Linked DNA regions of Homo sapiens: region 1 is linked to region 2. A link is an interaction called in ENCODE POLR2A ChIA-PET data of the cell type or tissue named here. Cell type or tissue: B cell. All regions are shown on one strand.

Region 1 (5,000 bases), 200 kb after region 2:
GGGTCAGGCCCGCGCGGCCTGCTGGAGGACCTTGGGGTCTTTGAAGCCTGGGGGAGAGTTCAGAGCGGCAGAACAGCGCAGGGCTGGCTGGGTGCCAGGCGCTCCCGGGTTCACCTGCAGTTTAATAAGCTCGAGGTGAGCTGGGGGGACGGGTGGAGGGGGGAGGTTAGGGCTGGAGGGGGACGACTTGCCGGGGCTAGCCAGGGCAGGGAGGCACTCAGCATGGGGAGGGAGTGGGACAGTGGCTGGGCACTTTCCCTTGGCCTCAGGACACTGGCCTACCTCTGTGGCTTCCGCTCCCCAGCTCCCTATCAACGCCCCTCATTGCCACACCTCACACCTCATTTCTACCTCTACTTCTACCTTCTACCTTCTACTTCTCAGAAGGGACTCTGTGCTTCTGGAAATAAATCTGCCAATCCTCTCCTCCACTGGCCACCACTGCACCCCTGACTCCACCTGCAGGTTCATCCTCCTGGGGGGCAGTCATTTCCCAGTCCATCTTGGCCCATCTTCTGGAGGACTAGCTAAATTGGAATCCCATGAAGCCACTCACGGTGTCAACCAGCCCCTGGTCTACTTCCTTCCACCAGGAATCTCCTTTCTTTCCAAGTTATGGATGTCCATTGTGTGGGGTCAGGTGACCTCCGTTTCCTCCAAGTGGAATATCTGGGTGCTGACCCCTTTTCTGACCCATGTTATCAATGGGTTAGGATCCTCTTAAGTGTGGATTCTGCCATGTTTAAACTTCAGACACTGATTGGGTTGGGGTCCCAGGTCCCTTGGGCCTTCTTTAATGCTGTTACTATCACCTAATTGTCCTGACACCTTCTCTGTAATGAGCTGGGCTGGAGGGATGGGGTTTTGATAAAGGGAGGGAGAAGAGGGCTTGAGCATCTGAAGTGGACAAGCCTGAAAAGGTGAGGCATGCAATAGGGCTTTGCCCAGCCAAGGAGAGGGGATGAGGGGGTGCTGGAGCCTAGGCCATGGGGGACAGGGACAGGGGCCTCCCGTGGGAATAGAGAGGGTCAGAAAAAGCTGTGGGAGGGCACCAAGCCCATGCTAGCTGCTTCACCTAGTCCAGGAGCAGTAATGACCTTAGTGCCAATGGCACTGGTAGCCCCAGCTTTTTGTGCTAAGAACCTAGATGGTTGGTTCCTGGGCTGGGTACTGGGCAGAACATCTGGTAGAGGGGAGTGGATCACTGTGAGGTACAGAGAACCCCTTCTCTCACTGTGGACATGAGGACAGGAGGGAAATTTGAGGAGGGGGCTGCTGGGAGCTGGGCTCAGCACTGGAGTAAGAGAGGAGGAGAGGTCAGGGAGAGGCTTGATGGAGGGAAATGTGGTAGATTCACACAGCAAGCCCTGGGAACTCCCACACAGTTTAGGTACTGTCTTCCCTAAGGCCCAGACCCATCTGGAATAGATGGAAAGAGAGGGCATGAGGCCCTGCAGCCATGCTCTCAGCCCAGGGGAAGCCAGTAGTGTGGGTTTCCAGGCTCTGCTCTCCACAGCCCCGGCCCATTTTTCTCCCACCTCCTTTTTACATTTATCCTCTTGGTTTTATGCCTAGGCCTCCAGGGATTGGGGTGGTGCTCAGATGGGGAAACCAAGGCATGGGCACTCATATCCCAGGATCACCTAAGGTTCAATTATTCTAACGATACCCAATTAATTAGCCAACACATACTAAGCACCTGCTGTGTGTTAGGCACTGCTCTACAGCATTTTATCCATGCTTTAGGACCCTCAAACAGTCCCCATGTGGTAGGTCCTATTATTATTATTGTACAAATGAAGCTAAGAGAAGCTGGGGAACTTGCCATTAGTCACACAGCTTAAAAGTGAGCCATAGATCTAGGAGTCAAATGCAGGCCAGCTGACTTTAAAGTTTGCACCCAATCCCCTTCTATACTATCTCCCAAGTTGGAAGGCCAACACTAAGTCCCGCTGTGTACCCAGAGAGGTGAGCTGGTGCAATGGGGGAGCATGCCAAGAAGTGAAACTGATATGCATACGTGCACGCACACACACACACACACCAAACACCTACTCCTGTTTTTGCATATGTGTGGCTCCATTCAGTGTCATGCCTAAGTGTTCCCACATGCACACTAGTCTCTCTCTCTCTGCCCAGGCACATGAGCAATGCACAGATTATTTGCATGGAGAGAATGGAGACCAGACCTCTCCCCTTCCCTCCCTCTTTGACTTGAATGGGTAGGGCTCAAGCTTCTGTAACCCCTTCTAGTTCCCATTGGCTCCTGAATCCTCTCTCCTCCACCCTCCCCTACCCTCCAAACCTCCTCCCCCAGCCCCTTCCCAGCCGTTGGCTGCTGTGGCCTGTAGCAGCAGCTGACTCCACTTAGATGCTGGCAGTCCCTGTCCCAGATCAAAGGCAGGGCGGCTAATTGTGTGTCTTAACGAGCCGCCCCCCACCCACCCCCCCACCGCTGCCTCCCTGCTCCGGGCAGCCCAGCTGGCCATGGCCCCACCCGCTCCCCCTCCAGCTGGCCAGATGGCACAGTGCCTGTGTCTGCCCCAGACAGCTGGGGCCAGAACCGAAACTGGGGCCCTGAACAGGAGCTGGGTGCAGACCCAGTGGGCTGGGCTTCTATGAGGCCTGGATACTTGCAGCAGAGGGTGGCCACACAGGCCCTGCCTTGTCACCTCTGCACGTGGCTATGACAGCTGTCAGAGGCCACAGGGTGGTGTAGGGAAGGTGTCTTTAGCTGCATGGGGTAGGGGTGTTCTCTGCCGCGGTGGGGTACGTTTCTCCAGTTTCCCCAGGCTTACCCTTAAATGTGACAGGGCCTAGAAGATGGTGGTTGGCACTGTACACATCCCTGGACCAGCCTCATCCTCTTTCCTGGTGCCATGCACAGACAAGTCGATAGGAACTAGAAACTGAGCTACCTGGGTTTCTTTCGCAGCAGCAGGACTCCCTTTGAGTCACATGTCCTACAATAGAAAGATGCCAGACCTGGGAGCTGGGAGAGCTGGGTCTGGATGCAGCTCCATAACTTCTGTGACCTGTGTTTTCTCCTTTTGCATAATGTGTATGTGTTTGGTAGTGGTGGCAGTGTGTGTGTGTGGGTGATTTCTGAGACCTGGGCTGCCTCTGGAGGTCTGAGTATTGCCATTGTGTCCTAGGAGCAGGCTGATGACTCCCCGGCAATAAGAGAAATGCTCAAAGTTCCACAGATAAAAGGCAAGGGATAAATGCAGGATGTGCTTCCCAGGAGCTTGGTTCCATCCTCCTTCCCCTTAGGTTCCACTTCCCCAGGGCAGTTTCTACTCCTCTGCAGCTCCTGCTAATTCCCAGCATCCCCATAGAAGGTTCCAGCCCCATCCCCAGCCCCTCTTCTCTGCTCATAGCTGAGCTCCTTATGCAAAAATGTACTGAGATGCCATGAGATGGAAAGAGAGAGGGACAGTCTGCTTCATAGGCATCTGGTGGCCCAAGTGACCTATTCTAAAGTGGGTCATGAGCTGCTGGGCTTTGTCCCTGATCAGGGTGAAACAAAAAACAATGGCCCAAAAAATGCAGCAGGAGTGAGTGAGGTCAGATAGCAGAAAGAACTTCTCAATAATAGCTAATGTTTGAGTAATACTTCCTCGATTAGTAAGGCACTATTCTAAGCACTTTAAATTTACCAGTTCATTTAATTCTTGGAACAACAATGAGGCAGATAATAGCTCTATTTTATAGGTAAGGAAACTGAGGCACAGGGAGGTTAAGTCACTTGGCCAAGGTCACATAGCTATTAGCAGCTAGTAAGTGGAAGAGCCAAGATTTGAAGTAAACTGGTTTCAGGAATTAGTTCTTAACTACTAAACAGCTTGTTCTGTTTCTTTCTGTTATTTTTTGTTTGTTGGTTGTTTTTGGTTTTGGTTTTTTTGTTTGTTTTGGCAGGAAGGGGAGGACAGGGCTCTGTGATGCAGTGGGTGAGGATTAAGGTGGGATTGGCCCAGGCCTCTGGCTTCTCTTGCTGCCTGCCCCCTCTCTGGTGTGCGGAGGCTGGTTGGAGACTTGTACCAGAACTTGTTCCTAGCTGGTCCATTCTCAGATGCAGAATAAGCAAAAGATAGCTTGCATGTCTGAGAATGGGACCCTCCTTTGCAAGTAGGCCTCCCCCTGCCACAGGTCCAGGTGTTCCCAGAGAATGGCTCAGGTTGGAGCACCAAGAAGGAAGGCAGTGTGGACAAGCCAGTGGCCAGGCCGGCCTAGCCGCGGCCCCCAAGAGTGGCTTGGTCAGGGAAAATCTGTGCCTCCTGAACATCTGGTGGAAGGTATCTGCCTCAGCTTGCCCTTCCTTCTCCATGTTCAACACTACTACATGCCAGACCCCATGCAGGACCCTGGGCTTCCCTCTAGCGTACCTCCAACAGCCTCTGCAGCTGACCTGGGTGGGTCACAGGCAAGGTGGCTGGGTAGCGCCCATTTCTGAGTGGCTTTCAGGGATGTCCTGTGGACAAGCAAGGGGAAGCTCTGGTGACCCATTTCTTTGCCTCTGGAGTCTGGTCATTAGGGAGGATCCTATGCTGTGCCTAAGATGGGCACGCACCCAGCAGGCTATCTTGGGGCAGGGAGCATTAGGAGCTGACCGTCTCCTCTTACTTACTCTGCTGCCCACTGACATCTCCTAAGGCCTGGAATTTCATCATTGACAATTTATTCTCTTTTTTTCCAAAATTGTGTACATTTTATTTTATGAAATATCATTTTATTTATTTATTTATTTATTTCAATAGGTTTCTGGGGAACAGATGGTGTTTGGTTACATGAATAAGTTCTTTCGTGGTGATTTCTGAGATTTTGGTGCACCCATCACCCAAGCAGTGTACACTGCACCCAATGTGTAGTCTTTGATCTGTCACCTCACACCCAACCTTTCCCCAAGTCCCCAAAGTCCATTGTGTCATTCTTATGCCTTTGCATCCTCATGGCTTAGCTTCCACTTATAAGTGAGAACATACGATGTTTGGTTTTCCATT
Region 2 (5,000 bases):
GGTTTCACCATGTTGGCTAGGCTGGTCTCAAACTCCTGACCTTAGGTGATCTGCCTGCCTCGGCCTCCCAAAGTGCTGGGATTACAAGCTGGAGCCACCACACCCAGCCTATAACAACACTTTTACCCCAAATTCATCAGTTGTAAAACTTTTGTCTCATTTGCTTTACCATCCTCTCTCTCTCTCTCCCCCTATGGACATAGCATCTTTCTGAATCATTTTAGGGTAAGTTGTACACATGCCCCTTTACCCCTAAATACTTTAGCGCATATTTCCTAAAACAAGATCCTTCACTTACACTAACACAGTACAATTATGAAAGTCAGAAATTTAACATTGATATAATACTGTTATAATAGATTAATTAAACTAATCTGTAATCCTTATTCAAATTTTGCTAATTGCTTCAGTAATGTGCGTTATGAAAATTTTTTTTCTGCTCCATGATCCAATCCAGTATCACACCTTGCTTTATTTATTTATTTATTTATTTATTGAGCAGGGTCTTACTCTGTTGCCAGGGTGGAGTGCAATGATGTGATCTCGGCTCACTGTAACCTCCGACTCCTGAGCTCAAGCAATCCTCCTGCCTCAGCCTTCTGAGTAGCTGGGACTACAGGCACCTGCCACCATGCCTGGCTAATTTTTGTGTTTTTTTAGAGAGAAGGTTTCGCCATCTTGTCCAGGTTGGTCTTGAACTCCTGGACTCAAGTGGTCTGCCCGCGTCAGCCTCACAAAGTGCTGGGATTACAGTGAGCCACTGTGCCCAGCCCACACATTGCATTTAGTTGTTATGCCTCCTTAGTCTCCTTTAATCTGGAACAGTTCTTGTCTTTCTTTGTATTTTATGACTGATAGTTTTGAGGTACACGTCAGTTATTTTGTAGAATGTTCCTCAAATTGATTATTTCCTAATGAATAGATTCAGGTTGTATATATTTTTGGTAGGAATACTACATAAGTGATACATCCTCAGTACCTTAATCTTTTTATTTATTTATTTGAGACAGTGTCTTATTCTATCACCTGGACAACAGGGTGGACTATAGTGGTGCAATCATGGCTCACTGCAGCCTTGAACTCATGGGGTAAGCAATTCTTTCATCTCAGCCTCCTGAGTAGCTGAGACTACAGGTGTATGGCACCATGCCCAGCTATTTTTTTTTTTTTTTTTTAAGATGGAGTCTTGCTCTGTTGCCTGGGCTGGAGTGCAGTGGCACGATCTTGGCTCACTGCAACCGCCGCCTCCCAGGTTCAAGCGATTATCCTGCCTCAGCCTTCTGAGTAGCTGGGGTTACAGGTGCCTGTCACCATGCCCAGCTAATTTTTGTATTTTTAGTAGAGACAGGGTTTCACCATGTTGTTCAGGCTGGTCTCGAACTCCTGACCTTGTGATCTGCCCGCCTCGGCCTCTTGAAGTGCTGGGATTACAGGCATGAGCCACTGCACCAGGCCTATTTTTATTTATTTATTTATTATTATTATACTTTAAGTTTTAGGGTACATGTGCACAATGTGCAGGTTAGTTACATATGTATACATGTGCCATGCTGGTGCGCAGCACCCACTAACTCGTCATCTAGCATTAGGTATATCTCCCAGTGCTATCCCTCCCCCTTCCCCCACCCCACAACAGTCCCCAGAGTGTGATGTTCCCCTTCCTGTGTCCATGTGTTCTCATTGTTCAATTCCCACCTATGAGTGAGAATATGTGGTGTTTGGTTTTTTGTTCTTGTGATAGTTTACTGAGAATGATGATTTCCAATTTCATCCACGTCCCTACAAAGGACATGAACTCATCATTTTTTATGGCTGCATAGTATTCCATGGTGTATATGTGCCACTTTTTTTTTTTTTTTTTTAAAGAGACAGAGCCTTACTATATTGCCCAGGCTGGTCTTGAGCTCCTGGCCTCAAGCAGTCCTCCTACCTCGACCTCCCAAAATGCTGGGATTACAGGTATGAGCTAATGTGCCCAGCCTCACGATCTTTTTTTTTTTTTTTTTTTTTTGAGACAGAGTTTCACTCTTGTTGCCCAGGCTGGAGTGCAATGGCACGATCTCAGCTCACCGCCACCTCCACCTCCTGGATTCAAGCGATTATCCTGCCTCTGCCTCCCGAGTAGCTGGGATTACAGGCATCTGCCACCACACCCGGCTAATTTTGTATTTTTAGTAGAGATGGGTGGGGTTTCTCCATGTTGGTCAGGCTGGTCTTGAACTCCCGACCTCAGGTGATCTGCCTGCCTCAGCCTCCCAAAGTGCTGGGATTATAGGCGTGAGCTACTGCGCCTGGCCTTTTTTTTTTTTTTTTTTTTTTTTGAGACAGAGTCTCACTCTGTCACCCAGGCTGGAGTGCAGTGGTGACATCTCGGCTCACTGCAAACTCTGTCTCCCGGGTTCAAACAATTCTCCTGTGTCAGCCTCCTGAGTAGCTGGGATTACAGGCATGTGCCACCACACCCAGCTAATTTTTGTATTTTCATAGAGAGGGGGGTTTCACCACATTGGCCAGGCTGGTCTTGAACTCCTGAGCTCAGGTGATCTGCCAGCCTCGGCCTCCCAAAGTGGTGGGATTACAGGTGTGAGCCACGCACCCGGCATTCACAATCTTTTTAATAACCTCATCGTATTTTCTAATATGGATGGACCCTGGTTTATTATTCCCTTAGTGACTGACTTTATGATCTTTTCCTTTTTAAAATTATTACAAACCATGCTGCAGCGGACGTCTTTCTAGGTATCTCTTTATGCACACATGCCGGTGTTCTCCAAGAGACTCTTCCAGACCCCTCACAGACTGCCAGCTGTACCTTTTTTAGCAGGTGACTGAAGATATACATCTGTGCTAAAGGGGTCACTGGCTCCTTGCAGTTACTTCATGATTCCCCATGGTTTCTACTGGTTGGGATCTACTACCTTAGACTTACACACTACTCCTGACCCCTTTCACTCCCCTCTGCCTCAGGAGCCAGACAGTGACAATGAGTGGCAGCACCTGCTAGAGACCACTGAGCCTGTGCCTATTCAACTGAAGGCTCCTCTCACCTTGCTGTGTAATCCTGACTTCTGCCAGCGCATCCAGAGTCAGCTGCATGAAGCTGGAGGGCAGGTAATGGGGAGAAAGACACTGTGGATGGGATCAAGACTGTTTTCACAGATGGAGCATTGAAATACACTGACTTCAGGAGAAAGAGAAAGTTTGTCCTTTTCCAGTTCTTCAGTCTATCTGCTTAGTTTGAGGAGGTTTACCAACCTCCTTTAGTAACACAGAAAGAGCAGCCCTCAGGTTTCTTTTTCTGAAGGGAAAAATGCCTACTAGAATAGGGATCAAACTTTTTTGATGATAAATATTTTAGGCATTGTGAGCCACCAGGCAAAAATGGAGGATATTATGTTAAGTACTTACATAATGAGGGAAAACACATTTTCACTAATTTTTTATTGATGAAATTAAAAATATAAATGTAACAATTAAATATACAATATTTTGTACTACAGGTACACTAGTGAGAAGAATGAGGTTATTTTGCGGGGGAGAGGAATGACATTTTGCTTAATTAGCATTCAAAGTTAGTGTAAAGTTAGTGTTCCCTCCTACAAAACCTTACTTTGCTCCTCTGAAACACAGTGCTTTTCCTTCCTGGGTACTCGCCAAACTGTGTTGCTTATATCACTTTATTCAGGTATAATTTATGTATAAGATTTACACTTTTTTGATGAATGATAAATGATTTTTAGTAAATTTGCTAATTTAAAAACTGTTAACCATAGTTCAGTTTTAGAACATTTTCATCACCCCAGTAAAATCCCTCATACCCATTTACGGTTTTTTTTTTGAGACGGAATCTCACTCTGTCACCCAGGCTGGAGTGTAGTGGTGTGATCTCGGCTCACTGCAACCTCTGCCCCGCGCAGGTTTAAGCAATTCTCTGCCTCAGCCTCTGGAGTGACTGGGATTACAGGCTCGTGCCACCACGCCCGGTTAATTTTTTTGTATTTTTAGTAGAGATGGTGTTTCACCATCTTAGCCAGGCTGGTCTTGAACTCCTGACCTTGTGATCCGCCCGCCTCAGCCTCCCAAAGTGCTGGGATTACAGGCGTGAACCACCGTGCCCAGCCTTTTTAAAATTTATTTATTTATTTATTTTTAATTTTTGAGATGGGGTCTCACTCTGTCATCTAGGCTGGAGTGTTGTAGCACAATCTTGGGTCACTGCAGCCTCTGCCTCCCTGGTTCAAGGGATTCTCATGTCTCAGCATCTCAAGTAGCTTGGATTACAGGCGTGCACCACCATGCTTAGCTAATTTTTTGTATTTTTTGTAGAGATAGGGTTTTACCATGTTGCCCAGGCTGGTCTGGAACTCCTGGGCTCAAGTGGGCTCAAGTAATCCTCCCACCTTGGCCTCCCAAAGTGCTAGGATTATAGGTATGAGCTACTGCCCCCAGCCCCCATTTACAGTTAATCATTATTCCCCTTTTTATAGCTGGTTAGTATTCCGTTATATGGATATATCACATTTTGTTTATCCACTCACTAGTTGATTAGATATTGATGTATTGGGTTGTTTCCACTTTTTAGCTTTTATGAATAATGCTGCTATGAACATTCACAAGCAAGTCTATGTATGGATAAATGTTTTTATTTCCCTTGGGTAACTACGTAGGAGTAGAATTGCTGGTCATATGGTAAATTTATATTTAACATTTTAAGAAACTGCTGAACTATTTTCCAAAGTGGCTGTACCATTTTACATTCCCACCAGTATTATATGAGGGTCCTTGTTTCTTCACATCCTTGTCAACACTTGTTATTGTCTAACTTTTTTACTATAGCCATTCTAGTAAGTGTGAGATAGTATCTCATTGTTATTTTAATTTACATTCCACTAATGATGAATGTTGAACATCTTTTCATGGCTTATTCACCATTTGTATATCTTCTTTGGTGAAATATCTCAAATCTTCTGCTCAGTTTTTAATTTGGTTGTTTGCGTTAT

Evidence for each region. ChIA-PET counts read pairs that join two places held together with the same protein. Peaks named below come from ENCODE experiments on the same cell type or tissue, not always from the same donor. Only the 100,000 strongest peaks of a DNase experiment are listed, where the experiment ranks them.
Region 1: POLR2A ChIA-PET joins it to region 2 with 6 read pairs; 5 of 35 experiments call an interaction of 5 or more read pairs at or near these places.

The regions. Positions count from the first base shown.
Region 1 is chr2:218,884,189-218,889,188 of GRCh38, forward strand. The region is part of intron 2 of WNT10A (Wnt family member 10A); the gene reads left to right. Among named protein-coding and RNA genes, the nearest start is that of WNT10A, 5.8 kb to the left of the region's middle. RefSeq lists silencers at 2,425-2,484, 2,595-2,714. In B cell, no CTCF peak of the experiment used is centred here; a DNase peak (open chromatin) is centred at 2,073; H3K27ac peaks cover 75 bases.
Region 2 is chr2:218,682,118-218,687,117 of GRCh38, forward strand. STK36 (serine/threonine kinase 36) reads left to right here. Exons shown (of 27, transcript NM_015690.5): 11 at 2,968-3,111. Among named protein-coding and RNA genes, the nearest start is that of STK36, 13 kb to the left of the region's middle. In B cell, no CTCF peak of the experiment used is centred here; no DNase peak of the experiment used is centred here.